Linked DNA regions of Homo sapiens: region 2 is linked to region 1. The links are chromatin loops, found by intact Hi-C in ENCODE. Cell type or tissue: IMR-90. All regions are shown on one strand. Links, peaks and the distances in the headings refer to the core of each region. The heading gives the core; the rest is flanking DNA.

Region 1 (3,868 bases), core at 780-3,279:
TGTTTAGAATACTGCATATTATATGATTTCATTTATAGAAAATGTCCAGAATAGGTAAATCCATAGAGACAGCAGATTCGTGGTTACCAGGGGCTGAAGGAGACAGGATAGAGTTGGCGGGGGGATGACTGCTAATGGGAATGAGGTTTTTTGGGGAGATGATGAAATGTTCTGGAATTTCATAGTGGTGATCGTTGCACAACCTTGAGAATGTACTGAAAACCACTCAATTGCACACTTTAAAATGGTGAATTTTATAGTGTGTGAATTATGTCTCACACACCATTAAAAAATTGATACTTGTTCACAGTAGAGCCATTTAAATGGAAATAAAAGAAATTTAAATTACCTATAATTCCAGATAACTAATAATAACATTTTGATGATGATGATGATGATGATGGGGTGTGTGTGTGTGTGTGTGGCAGTTTTGTTGTTATTATTTCCATGTTTTGTTTATTTTGGAGGAAAGGTGGTATTCTTAGCTCTTTTTACGGGTTAGGAGAAACCCTATTGGGTTCTGCTGAAAACACTGAGCCCTGTTTTCACTTGTACCCATTCTACTAGTTCACATACTTCCTGTCACATTTTGCTTATTGACTTTAGAAGGCTGCAGTATCTGGAGTGAGCCCAAACTATGTAGTATAGGAAGATAACACTTTAAAATTTCGAAATATAAGTGGTGTCTTAGTTTCTCAGATTAGCAATAACAACCTAGTTTTGTTGAAACTTAAAGTGTCAGTTCTAAAGATCTCGTGATTGGACATGCTGAGTTTATTAACCACATTTGACTGGCAGAGGAAGTGAAATTTCCACACGTGAAAATGCCTCCATTTCTGAATTAGAAGCTGACTTGGGAAGAGCTAGGACTCTTTTCCACAGGGAAATTGGGCTAGTGAAGCTTATTTTTCTTTGGGGTATGTATTTATTTGAGTGTTTCAGACCATTTGTCAATTTCTAAGCAGTTAATAATTTTTGTCTCTTTTCGATGTGTGTATATAGTGCAAGTATGTTTGATTTCATGTGGTCTCTCTACATTTAAACAGTGCTGAGTGATGGTGTGTGTAATGTGCTGATGTAAAATTTCAAATCCAAACTGAAGTCTTTAATACTTCAGCAGAAGTCCATGGACTGCCTTGCATAGCTGATGTCAGCCTCTGTTATGTAGCAGGAGGTGCTTCTGTCTGGGTTTCCATGATGGGACCACTCGTCCTCCCCCAGGGGTGCAGCACCAGCTGTCCCCATGTGGTTTACCTATTGTTGAGGAAGAGTAAAATGCATGCAACTGTTAACCTGAGGAAGAATGGTAGGATTGCCCCGGGAGAGGTGTATGGTTTGCAGGGAGACTTAGAGAATAGAAACTTTTCTTCTAAATGGCTGGTCATGGACATTTTATGAAAGATGGCTCAGGGCTTGGCTTTTGGGGACGGGTAAATTTGGACTAGAAATGATAGGAAGAATGGAAGTGAAAAGCCACAGCGCCCATTTATGTCCTTTACATTGTGGGGTGGGTACTTGGCTGCTGCCAGTGGGTCTGGGGATGGGGAGGGGAATGAGTTGCTTAAGAAATTCTCCAACTCTGAATTTATTACCCAGTTACCAGGACCTCCATCTGGAGGGCAGTCTGCGGCATCTGGCTACAGAAGTGTTTGATTTTGCCAGCCAGTGCTTTGGTTTCTTTCTCTCCCTCTCCTTCCCGCTCTCTGTCCCTCTCTGAATGAAGCCCAGGCTCCACTGACTTATTTCCATACCTGTGTTGCAAAGCCCCCGCATTTGCTATTCTTGTGATAAGCTTCAAAATCACTTTTACTGTTACATCATATCTTTATATCACTATAAAATCCCTCTAGAGGTTACCATAATGTCTTATCCCTCTGTGTTTTCTACAAATACTGGGTAGTTTTGCTAGAATGCTGTTGTCTTTGCATAAGAAGCAAATTAAAGGCTCCTGAAAGGAAAACTTGTTTAATACCTATCCTGGTTTCTTTTTCCCAGGTGAAGTGGAGGTTCTGGATCCGAACGACCCTTTAGGACCCCTTGATGGGCAGGACGGCCCGATTCCAACTCTGAAAGGTGAGCTGGGACATGCAGGTGCTCTCCATGTCCTCCAAATGCCCTGTGCTGAGGCTCATCTTGCACTGCCATTGCCTGAAGGAAGGCGCTGGGGGTCCTCTGGCCCCTTGGTGCCCCCTGGTGGTGGGTATGGTGGAATGCCACCTTGATTCCTGTGTTTCTTGACTTGGAGGGCATTGAGGGCCTGTTGGGGCCACAGGTGGGAGGTGACACGCAGGGAGGCATGGGTGGACAGATGGCGGCCTGGCAGATGGGGAAAGGGCCTGAGCGGAGCCTTAGGAGCTGGATTCCTGTTGCATGTGACTCCAGAGGTGTGTGTACGTCTCAGTGGGCAGATGGACGGCCCTCCTCCTCCCAGCCACCTGGAATTCTGTCTTGTGGCTTCAGTTCTTCCCCTGGGCCTGTGGTCAGAGCCATGCTCACTTGGCACACCTTGCAGGAATGCACCATAGATTTGTAGGGTCAATAGAACAAGTTTCCCCCGGATGCAGACCTGTGGCTTGAGGAACTGACGTGTTTGCTAATGCATATAGTGTTACCCCATAGCCACAGATAGCCTGTCTCAGTCAGCTCAGGCTGCCTTAGCAAGCACCACAGACCAGGAAGCTGAAACAACACACACACTTCCTAGTTCTGGAGGCTGGAGGTCCAAGATCAAGGTGCCAGCACAGTTGGGTTCTGGAGAGGACCCTCCTCCTGGCTTGCAGGCAGCTGCCGCCTTGCTGTGTCCTCTTACGGTGGAGAGACAGAGGTCTGTTTGATTCTCTTCTCATAAGGACACTATTCCTGTCATGGAGGCCCCGCTGAAACCGACCCAATAGTCCTATAGGCGGTTCTTTGGGATAAACAGAGAAATTGACCCTTCTGGTCTTAAAGTTTGAAACTTACATTTGTTTTATCTTGACTTCCTTCTTCAGGAAAAGGATGCCCAGACCCCTCAAAAAAGTATCGAATCATGCTTCTCCAGGCCCTCCTTCATCATGTCTGCTTCCTTACCCCTCCCTAGTTCCTGTTTTCTCACACATAGTTACATTTCTTCTCTGATGTATAAACCCCAAATTTTAGTCCATTGGGGAGATGGATTTGAGACTGAGTTCTCATCTCCTTGGCTGCAGCACCTGATTAAAGCCGATTAAAATCCTTTTCCTTGGCACTGCTTGTTGTTTCAGTGATTGGCTTTCTGTTTGGGGAGCAGGAGGACCTAGACCGAATCCCGGTGTTTTCATAACACCCCCATCATGACCTCATCTAATCCTAATTACCTTCCAAAGGCCTCACCTGCAAATATCATCACATTGAGGGATAGAGCTTCAACTTATGGGTTTGGGGGGCACCACTGCTCAGTCCATAACAATCAACTGCCAGAACAGCCACTTTATTTCTGTCCAATCTACAGAGTGGCTCTGCACAGCTTCCTCATGGAGGTCAGTTGTTTAAAACCAAGAGCAGGTGGAGCTCTGCCCAGCATGCAGGGTGGCAGTGAGGCTGGTGCCTGGTGCTTGGAGGCTTAAGAGGATTCCATCCTCTGTAGGATGTTAAATGTAGTAAACGCATGCTCTGAAAGCTTGTTTAGTACACTGGCCTTGGGGACCACATTTCCTTAGGAAGAAAAATAGTTTTTGTTGGTTAGATTCTCAACTTCTTTCTCAAAAGCCTGACTTAACCCACAGTGCAGACAGACCACAGATACTTACTGATTGTCCCCATAGCTGGCTCTGCGCAAGATCCTAGGACGTGTTGGCTGAACTGTGCTCTCTGCTGTGTGGATTTTACAGGTCTGGGGAAAGGCAAGCTG
Region 2 (3,868 bases), core at 426-2,925, 250 kb before region 1:
GTGCTTATTACTCAAATGGTCTTCAACATCTTTTTAAACAACACATACTTTTTGAATGTTCAGTTTCTATTTTGCTTGAGGTATTTTGTACATATGTGCCTTGTGATTGCTGCTGCTTTAAAGGATAAAGTACTCTTTGGGGGATGAGTCTGGTTTGTTTTGTTTTATTTTTTAATGAAATAAACCTATATTCCTGATTATTAGTCTATTTGCATATGTAATATATCCAACAGAATAGTCTCTTAATTTTAACTTTTTTGCACTGGGGTAGTATTCTTTGTTGTTTGGTCTTATTTTAGAAAATAACAATTAAATTTCTTAGTTCCTTTTTTCACATCCAACCAAAGAATATATAGTATCTGAAGTTTCCTAGGTTCTTGCTGACCTCATAGGACTACAAAAATATCATGGCCATTATTTTCATAAATAACTGTTCAGCTTCTTTTAGAATACTTTCTAAGTGAAAATAGCAACATCAAAATAATGTTTGTAATAAACTTTTTGAAAATATGATCAGGAGTTTCTGGGAAAGATGGCGGATCAGGCACATTATTTCAGTCCTTAAAACCAACATTGTAAACGAAAGGAACCAAAAGTAAAATTTTTGTGTTAAAATTATAGAGTGACCACAATCCAGTAATATACACCACGATGAAATGTCTACTAGAAACAGTAAAATTTGGATCAAACTGAAGCAAAATGCTGAGAAAGTACAGTCATCTCAAATCTGGACCAAGTTACAAATTCCTCTTTTACAGAGTGAGAAGTTTCCAGAGTGCTCTACCAATGATCTGTGTTTTAAAAGGCAGTGGCTTGGGGTGAGCAGTGTAGAGACCATTGGGAGCCCATTTCCACTCAGCAGGACTGTCCGCAGGGAAGAAGAGAACCACACCACCTTTTTATTGTCTGTGACTAAATTCTAACTTCAGGAAAAGTAGGGCTTTGGGGCAAGTTGGGACAGAAAATACACCAGTTATTTCATCAAATTCAGTACTTCACTAATTGTACCATGTGTACTTTTTTTATGTACCACTAGAAGAAAATAATTCTATCTGTATTATGCTGTAAGATGTCTTCCAATATTAGAGATATTACAATGTGGGTAGAGAAGATGTATCTTTAAGTCTATGAAATAATAATCATCTGATGTGTGGGCCTCATGCCATCTTTCCTTGTGGGCATAAAACCTTAGTCCCAGAAGATAGAGATGTCCAACATGTAAATCTGAATATCTCCATGCATCTTTCCAAAACACTGTCCCTATGATGACATCAAATAAAAACATTCATAACGTACACCTAACAGTATGGGTTAAGCTATGGAGGATGCTTAAACTTCATTTCCTTACTTATTTCCTGGTGAAGAGGAGTAGGAAGCTTAAGGATGATGGAACACAGATAAAATAACTCATCTCGACAGCAACATTTTCTAGAGATTTGAAGGAAGAAGGAAATGTGATTCAAGGATTTTATTTCCACAAAGCAGTCTTTCAAGTAACAAAGTTATAGAAAAACAATTTAAAATTAGAATTTAATACTTCTTTTTGAGCCCTTCCTGAGGGAACCACTAGGGGAAAGCATCTGATTAAGAAATGCAAGGCCGGGCATGGTGGTTCACACCTGTAATCCCAGCATTTTGGAAGGCCAAGGCAGGAGGACTGCTTGAGATCAGGAGTTTGAAACCAGCTTGGGGAACATAGCGAGACCTGATGTCTACAAAAATAAAAGCCAGACATGGTGGTGTGCACCCGTAGTCCTAGATACTTGAGAGGCTGAGGCAGGAGGATGATGTGAGCCTAGGAGGTCAAGGCAGTCATGAGCTGTGATTCCAGCACTGCACTCCAGCCTGGGCAACAGAGTGAGACCGTGTCTCAAAGAAAAAAAGCAGAATGATAATCTGTCATGAGATTGGAGTTTTTAAAAAGTAAAATACTTTAATGTGTGTAAATTATACCTTGCGAATTAACTCAAAACCAAATAAAGCATGTTCTCACTTAGGAGCTAACCACCGCATACTCATGGACGTGAAGATGGGAACAATACATACTGACTGTGGGAAAGGAAGGAGGCAGGGCAAGGGTTGAAAAACCATTGGGTACTATGCTCAACACCTTGATGATGAGATCATTTGTACCCCAAACCTCAGCATCATGCAGTATACCCAGGTAAGAAACCTGCATATGTACCCCTAAATCTAAAAGTTGAAAAAAAATAATTTACTTATAGTGTATTATGTAAATAGGTGGGGTACAGTAGAAAAATATTTAGACAAATGGAATGCTAGAAGTACAAAAACGGGATTAGGTACATTATAGGAAGTTGTATTATAAAGATAACTAGTAGAATAAAAACATAAAACTTCCTAAATTCAAAAAAAAGCAAAATTAGACCCTATACAGGGGAAAAATAATAAATATAATGCAATACACACAGAAAATACACCCAAGTATCAAAACTGCACTGTACCCCCTGAATCTATAAAAAATTTTTAAAAATACAACAAAATAGCATGAGGTGAGACTAAGCATATTAATCATACAGTGAATGGGCATCCACTTACTTTTTTTTTTTTTTTTTTTTGACACAGGGTCTCACTCTGTTTCCTAGGCTGGAGTGCAGTGGTGCAATCACAGCTCATTGCAGCCTCAACTTCCTGGGCTCAAGCTGTCCTCCTGCCTCAGCCTCCTGAGTAGCTCGGACTACAGGTGTGGGCCACAATGCCTGGCTAATTTTTTAAATATTTTTGTAGGGACAGAGTTTTACTCTGTTGCCCAGGCTGATCTCAAACTGCTGGGCTCAAACAGTGTGCCCACCTCGGTCTCCCAAAATGCTAGGATTACATGCATGAGCCACTGCACCTGGCCCATGCACTTTATTTCTACTCCAAGAAAAAATTTTCAAATTGGTTCACAAAGCAAAACACAAACTCTGCTATATACAAGAGACAAGAAAAGCTAAACATGGCTGGGCACAGTGGCTCACGCCTGTAATCCCAGCACTTTGGGAGGCCGAAGCAGGTGGATCACCTGAGGTCAGGAGTTCAAGACCAGCCTGACCAACGTGGAGAAACCCTGTCTCTACCAAAAATACAAAAATTAGCTGGGTGTGGTAAGAAAGAACTCTTCACCCAGAGATTCCAAAATACATAGTCTTTTCAAGTGTACATGAAATATTCTCCAGGATAGACCACATGCTGAGCCATAAAACAAGTCTCAGTAAATCTAAAAAGATTGAAGTCATAAAAAGTATATTATCTGTCCACAATATGATTAAATCAGACATCCACAGTAGAAAGGCAACTGGAAAACACTCAAATTAACTGGTATGCTCCTAAATAACCCACAGATCAAAGAAATACACAAAGGAGGTTTTTAAATGTTACGAACTGAATGAATTAAATGCAATATATCAAAAAAATGTAGTTACTAGTTTTATTATAAAAAACATTATTTGCATGATGAAAGATTACAGAATTTCAGTGGGCAGCTTCATGTTGATGCCATTTCAATAGTGATTTGTTTCAGTCTACATACTTTTCAAGAATGTCTGCCATCTCTTAATAAGATACAATCCTTGTCATCTAGAACTATTTTGGTGTCTCCATATTCTGGAGGAAATTTATTTTTGACTTTCATGCTAACTGGTTGAATCTCTCCACCTTTTCCCTTATAGCCTCATCCAGCAGCCACTACTATTGCTTGCAATACTTTTCCTTTAGATTTTTCTGGAAGCCTAATGTCTCCTTTGGTTACAGTTTCTGCTGCACTCCTTTCAACCAATATTTGCCTTTCAACCAATACTTTCTTCCAAAGAGTGGAAGAAACTTTCCAAATGCTGGTCCTGCCATGACTCCTGTAGCAGCCACAGCT

The links. Hi-C counts contacts between places; a loop is a spot of excess contacts. Peaks named below come from ENCODE experiments on the same cell type or tissue, not always from the same donor. Only the 100,000 strongest peaks of a DNase experiment are listed, where the experiment ranks them.
Region 2: it touches region 1 in a loop (2.2-fold over the local background); 7 of 110 quality-filtered maps call a loop at or near these places.

The regions. Positions count from the first base shown.
Region 1 is chr9:91,773,946-91,777,813 of GRCh38, reverse strand. It overlaps ROR2 (receptor tyrosine kinase like orphan receptor 2), which reads left to right. Exons shown (of 9, transcript NM_004560.4): 2 at 1,996-2,073. Among named protein-coding and RNA genes, the nearest start is that of MIR3910-2, 140 kb to the right of the region's middle. In IMR-90, for the core only: a CTCF peak has its summit at 2,194 (motif pointing left); no DNase peak of the experiment used is centred there; H3K27ac peaks cover 798 bases.
Region 2 is chr9:92,027,476-92,031,343 of GRCh38, reverse strand. SPTLC1 (serine palmitoyltransferase long chain base subunit 1) reads left to right here. Exons shown (of 15, transcript NM_006415.4): 15 at 1-197. It also overlaps the pseudogene HSPE1P22. Among named protein-coding and RNA genes, the nearest start is that of ROR2, 79 kb to the right of the region's middle. In IMR-90, for the core only: a CTCF peak has its summit at 1,570; no DNase peak of the experiment used is centred there.